2 separate regions of the Mus musculus genome follow, and region 2 is linked to region 1. A link is a contact called in ENCODE POLR2A ChIA-PET data. All regions are on one chromosome and are shown on one strand. The core of a region is the stretch at or near the end of the contact, and the rest is flanking DNA. Distances in the headings are between cores, read along the strand shown.

Evidence for each region. ChIA-PET counts read pairs that join two places held with the same protein, here RNA polymerase II (POLR2A).
Region 2: POLR2A ChIA-PET joins it to region 1 with 17 read pairs in embryonic stem cell. The contact joins the promoter of Ddx39a here to the promoter of Dnajb1 in region 1. POLR2A ChIA-PET finds 5 or more read pairs at or near these places in 2 of 5 experiments (Patski and embryonic stem cell).

What each region holds. Positions count from the first base shown.
Region 1 is chr8:83,606,603-83,609,877 of GRCm38, reverse strand. It overlaps Dnajb1 (DnaJ heat shock protein family (Hsp40) member B1), which reads right to left and starts at 1,703. Exons shown (of 3, transcript NM_018808.3): 1 at 1,336-1,703; 2 at 1-64. The coding sequence starts at 1,546. Gm42029 (a long non-coding RNA gene) reads left to right here and starts at 2,028. Exons shown (of 3, transcript XR_878996.2): 1 at 2,028-2,108.
Region 2 is chr8:83,713,382-83,716,656 of GRCm38, reverse strand. It overlaps Ddx39a (DEAD box helicase 39a), which reads right to left and starts at 1,480. Exons shown (of 11, transcript NM_197982.3): 1 at 1,320-1,480.

The DNA.
Region 1 (3,275 bases), core at 454-2,953:
TAGCTGAAAGAGGTACCATTAGCACCACCACTGCTTCCTCCACTGGGGCTACCACCCTTCAGGCCTGGAAACCAAAACCACAAGTCAGGGTTACTGCTGGAGAGTCAGCCCCACCTCCCTCCACCCCCAACACTTCAACACACTTATAAAACATAAAACCCCTGAAACAAAGAGCTCAGAACCCCAGCACTCTCAAGACAAGTGCAGACTGATCTCTGCAAGTTCCAGACAAGCCAGAGCTCCACCATGAGGTGCTGGAGAAATGGCTCAGAGCACTGGCTCATCTGGCAGAAGAACCAAGTTCAATTTCCAACACCTACATAGCAGCAGACCATGGTCTAACTCTAGTTCCGGGACCTTTAATGCCCTCTTCTCTAGAAGCATGTGAATGGTATACACATATACACGGAGGCACACGCTCAAATAAATTGAAAAACAAAGTTCCAGCAACAGTGAGGTCCTGTCTCAAATAAATGGTCACATTTTGTTCCTTTTGCATGTATTACTGTCAATGCCACGTAACACACAAACTTTCGTCCAGAGTAGCCTCAAGGCAATCCTCCTGACTCAAATACCCCAGAGGGGGGATTGTCACAACATCCGGTTCCTTTGGAAACAGGAGCTTATTACCCTGTAGCTCTGATTTGAAGCAAATTCACAGCGTTCCTAATTCGGTTTCCCATGTGGAGGTGTGAGCCCCCGCACTCTGCTCAACAAGTTTTGCTCTTAGTAAAAAGGCCACAGGAACTATAGCGGGAGGGATTTTATGTATATATTAAAAAGCTTGTTAGTCAAGGACGAATCTCAAGTCTTTTAACTCCCAATGGCAATAGGAGCAAGAAACACACTACTCCGTTTTACTTCCTGACAACATATTCGGTAGTAAGGCCTCTAGATCTCGGTGCGACCAGGTTTACGTGACTGCTCCATCCTCCCAGCTATGCTGTTACCATCTTACAGAGAAGCTCCTACGCACTGTTACCAAAAAGGCTCAACCCTGGGTGAGCGAACACTGAGCTTGCGGCTAGGAAAGAGAATCAATACTCGGGCAATTTTCATTCCCATCGCGACCGCCGCCCTCCATCTGCACCATTCCGGCGCTGTGCAGGCGACCGACCGGGAGGGGCTGCGGCAGACGTGCTAGAAGCTTCTGTGCCAGCGGCGCGCCCAGAGCTCCTCCTCCTGTCTGAGGCCGCGGATCAGAGGGTGAAGGAGGCGGCGCCGCCGCTAGATCCCCGGAATGCCTGTCCCCGGCCGAGGTCTTGGAGAGGCTCCGAGTGCCTCGGTTTCCCCGCCTGTCAAACGGCGGGTCACCCCGGCCGCGCGCACACGTACCTTCCTCTCCATAGCGGTCGAAAATCTCGCGCTTGCGCGGGTCGCTGAGCACGTCGTAGGCCTCGGCGATCTCCTTGAACTTCTCCTCAGCGCCGGGCTCCTTGTTCTTGTCCGGGTGGTAGCGCAGCGCCTGGCGGCGGTAGGCTCGCTTGATCTCGTCGTCGGACGCGCCGCGGGCCAGGCCCAGCGTCTGATAGTAGTCCTTGCCCATGGCCACCGCCGCCCAGCTGTCGCCGCCTCCGGCTCCGCTGCTGCCCCGTCCCGGACTCTATATACCCGTCCGGCGGAAGCTTCCAGATCCCGCCAGCCCTCCAGAACCTTCCGCCCCTCCCGATGCGCCGCACGACACCGGCCAATCGCTGCGGCCCGCTCCGTGACGCAGCACATCCGGGGTGGGACCCGGCTGCCAACGGCTTTCCGCGCGGGGCCACGCCCCTTCCCTCTCTACTCTGGTCAACGCCTTCCTCGGGCGCGCGCGCCGGCTGCTGGGGTTCCGCCTCCGTAGCGGATCCAGCCAATCGCAACCCTCTCTCTCTCTGCGGACAGGTGGAGGCGCGAAGAGGGGCGGGGCTACAGAGACGGGCCTCTCCGAAAGGCCGCACCCTTTCCCCCAGGTTATCGCCGGCTGGGAGGTTCTGCTGCGTGACTTGTGGTAGCTACCTGACAAGTACCTCTAAGCTTTCCTGCTCTAACCCAGGGATAAAAATAGGCACCCCGCCCTCTTCTGCCCGTAGCCCTTGGTTTTTCCCGTAAGGCCGTTACTGTAAAGCGAGGTGAGACTGGTCTGCCTTGGGCTTGCTGCAGTCGGGCTGCCTCTCCGGTTTATCTTACTTCCTACTAATTCCTACTGGGTTTAGCTCGCCTCTTGGCGTTCTGATACTTGTCACTTCCTTTGCCGTCTGAGTTTACCACCAGGGCTGCGTGATTTTTTTAAAGATCCACTGGGTGCTTCGTAAATATTTCCAAATACTTTGATATAGTATAGCTTTTTGCTTTTGGTTTTGTAAGTCTGGGATGATGGCGGTCAAGGACGGAGCTGAGTGAGGAAGAGGAGAGAGCTTCAGATATTGGAAGGCATAGAGAAGCTGGAATAGTCATTGGTGGTTCTTGCAGGGAATGGGACTGCCTGAAAGTGCATGAAAGACTGACTCTCATCCTAGCACTTTCTGGCTGTGTGACCTTGGGTTGGTAGAGTAGCTTTTCTGGTCTCAGTGTGGTCATCTGTACAAAGGGAATGGTCGTGGAATATGGTGAAGTTGACATTATTCTGCATTTGTTAAAGACAAGGGACAAAGGGTGTTCTTGAAAGAGATGATTAATCATCTTGTTTAGTGGACAACTGTTGACATTCCCTTTCTGGAAGCTCTGTAGGAGGAGAGTCAGATAACCCTTGCCCTAGGCACCCCTGAGAAAAATGACTTTAGCCTTCCGTTAATGGTATAGCTGTGTGTGGTGTATGTGTTTTGATTTTCCTAACTGTACTGACCCCATGAAAACCGAACCAGTTGAGCCCTGCCCCCCGCCTCCCCATGGATTTGGAGCTAGGGAACACTTGTAGAGAAAGTGTCTTTAAAGGTACAGAGACAGAGATAGTGAGCTGGCAGTGGTGGTGCATGCCTTTAATCCCAGCACTTGGGAGGCAGAGACAGGCGGATTTCTGAGTTCGAGGCCAGCCTGGTCTACAAAGTGAGTTCCAGGATAGCCAGGGCTATACAGAGAAACCCTGTCTCGAAAAAAAACAAAAACAAACAAACAAACAAAAAGATACAGAGATAGCGACAGCCTGGGCACAGTGGCATATTCCTGTAGTCTAGTGCAGGGATGCTGCTGCACGAGGACTCCCTGTGAGGCCAGCCTGCCTTCAAAATAGGTGACTAGAAATCAAAGTACATACTGAACAGAAGAGCTGTCCCAGAGGCAAGGAAAGCACAGGACATGGG
Region 2 (3,275 bases), core at 231-2,730, 110 kb before region 1:
CACCTGAATGACCAAGATGTACCTATTTCTATTTGAAACTGAGTCTCATGCAGGCCCTCAAACTTGTGTGTAGCCCAGACTAGCCTCGAATTCCAGATCCTCCTGCCTCCACTTCCCAAATGCTAGAATATATTAAAAATGAATTCTAAAAAATGCCTGAGACAGGGACAGACAGATCTCTAGTTCCAGGCTAGCCTGGGCTACACAGTGAGATCTTGTTTCAACAACAACCAAAAAACTTTTAAGTTCTAAGACTGGCTAGGCAAGGTGGCCAATGTGGCTTAAGAATTAATGATGCTTTCACACGACCTGAGTTAGGTTTCTCAGTTTACATCCTTCTAACTCCAGGGTCAGTACTTCCGGCCTCCTAGAGCACCTGCACACAGGTAGTCATTCAAATATTTACACCTAAATAAAAAACTTCAAGAACAACCTCGATTTCAGGAGAACCTATCTTCTGGCCTCTCATATGTGTACTCTGTCTTTAGGCAGTACTGCTTTAAAAACATTTATTGTGCTGGTGAAAGGATAAATGTGAAGCCGGGCTTAGTGGGACACGCCTTTAATACCAGACCTCCGGGGACTGAGCCAAGTGGACCTCAGTGAGTTCGAGCCCGACCTGGTCTTCAGAGAGAGAGTTCAAGGACGACCAGGATTATGTAAAGAGATCCTGTCTCAAGAATCTAGGCACACAAAAGGTTCCGGGAACTAGTTGAGGCGCAACTCGGAGCGTATGGCCCCCCACCCCCAATACGTCAGGCCTTGCTTCAACCAGGAAAATGAAACAAGTGAACCCAGACTGTCACAGACCTAAAGTTTCAACTATAGGTCCAGGCAGACCAGAGGCAACGGGCTGAACCGGCCTCACACCGGGAAAGCGACGCCGAGTGAATGGCCACGTTCCTAAGAGGCGCGACACTGGCCTTCCGCATCAGAGTCTGGAGAAGAATCTCCTGGGCGAGCGGCGGAACAAGACGGGAAGCCGGTGACTGCAGACTCGGGACGTCTGCCCAGATAGCCTGAGTCCTCTCGCCGTGACCGAAAACGCAGTGTGGATCCGCCCGGTCCCTCAATCCCACCACGGTACACATGGGGCCTCCGAGAGCCGCCATTCCCATCACCGTCCCCGGAAGCCGACCTACTAACGGCTGGCCCGCCCCTGGCGCATGCTCAATGGAGCCCAACGGCCGCCGGCTCGAGGTGCCTAACCGTCCCGCTGCTGTGCGCCCACTCCTCCCGCTGCACCGCGCCCCGCAGCTTCCCTTTCGGCGAACCCACAGCCCCGCACCGCGGCCCCGGCCTCGGGACCCGCCACTTACCTGCCGCCCGGTTCGCCTCCGCGAGCTGCAAAGAGAGCCACCCGTCCGGTTCTACGCCGCGACCCTGGACGCGCGCTACAGTGCTTCCTGCCTGGAGCCCAACTCGAGTCTCGCTCACTGGATAGCTGGCTTATCACTCAACAGAGGAAAGGATGATGGTTGGTTTATAAGGACGCTGTCGACCGGCTATTGGGCGTACCTAGACTCAGGTTCATTGGGCAGTCGTAAAGTAGGCGTGTCCAAAGGGGGAGTGGGCTAAGCGGCGGTTCCCGCCCAGTCACGTGAGATGAGTTAAGGGCCACAGTGGATACTGCCACTTTTAGCTGGCATCCGCACGTTAATTGCGCGTGTATGTGCCCCAGCTTTTTAAAGTGTCCTTGCCTGCCTAGCTTAGAAGCCCTGACTCTTTTGTTTGGTTGTATCATTTCGAGACAGGGTTTCTCTGGGTAGCCCTGCTGTCATGGAACAACTCCATCTGTGACCAGGCTGTCCTCAAGAGATCTGCCTGCCTCTTCCTCCATGTGATTGAAGGTGTGAGTGCTGTGATTAAAAGCGTCCACCACCACGCCCAGCCCCCCTTTTTAAAAAGATTTATTTATTTTTGGTTTTCGAGACAGGGTTTCTCTGTGAAGCCCTAGCTGTCCTGGAACTCACTCTGTAGACCAGGCTGGCCTCGAACTCAGAAATCCGTCTGCCTCTGCCTCCCAAGTGCTGGGATTAAAGGCGTACACCACCAGGCCTGGCAAGATTTATTTATTATTACATCTTAGTACACTGTAGCTGTTCAGACAGCACCAGAAGAGGGCGTCAGATCTCATTACAGATGGTTGAGTCATGATGTGGTTGCTGGGATTTGAACTCAGGACCTGTGAAAGAACAGTCAGCGTTCTTAACCGCTGAGCCATCTCTCCAGCCCTTGTTTTTCTTACCCCTACATTGTACCACCACCAAAACAAAAATCCCAGGCCGTAAACTGAGCTCATAGTTCCAGAAAGCCAGCTCTTTGGGGATTGCAGAAGAAAAGCAGCTGCCTGACCCCAGATATCTGGTGATAGAAAAAGACCTTGTCTAAGGAAAACAGCTAACCCCCATTCTGCCCCTATGAAACCTTCTTCTCCCTTCCCCATCCTTAGCTATAAAATCCCCAGCCTGAAACACAATCTACATTGTCTAGATCATGGTACTGAGAGGCTACCTGCCAGATAAATAAACTCTAGATGTTAATGCTGTCTACACTCATCCTTTCTTTCCACAAACATAATTCTTTCTCTCTCTCTCTCTCTCTCTCTCTCTCTCTCTCTCTCTCTCTCTCTCAAAACAAAACAAAACAAAACAAACAAACAAACAAACAAACAAACAAAAACCAGTCAGAGTGGCACAGAACTTTAGTCCCAGTTCTCTAGAAGCAGAGAACTCTGCTTTCAACTAGCCTGGTCTACATAGGATAGTTAGAGGCAGGCAGAATTCTTTGAGTCCAAGGCCAGCCTTGTCTATACAGTAAAGTCCAGGATAGCCAGGGCTACAAAGAGAGACTCTGTTTCAAAACACAAACACAAAATGAACAAACAAACTGCCCACACATCTAGATTCCATCCCTGCAGAGCTGAAACCACTCTTAGTTATGACCATGGCAACTCATAAAAGAAAGCATCTAGTTGGGGGCTTGCTCACATTTCCAGAGACTCAGTCCCTTATCATCATGTGGGGAGCATGGTGGGACGAGTGGGAATGTCTTACTTTGTACACTGCTCTGTTGGCGTGTTTGTATCTGTGCAATGGAGATCAGCGAGCCCTGAAGAGCACACGCATGTCATTAAGGCTGGGCAGCAGCACCATCTCACTAGCCCTTTATTTTTATCTTTTGTTTATTGAGACAAGGTCTCACCACATAGCTCTGTCTGGCTTGGAAATCATGTAGATCAGGCTGACCTTAAACTCATATATACACCTGCCCCT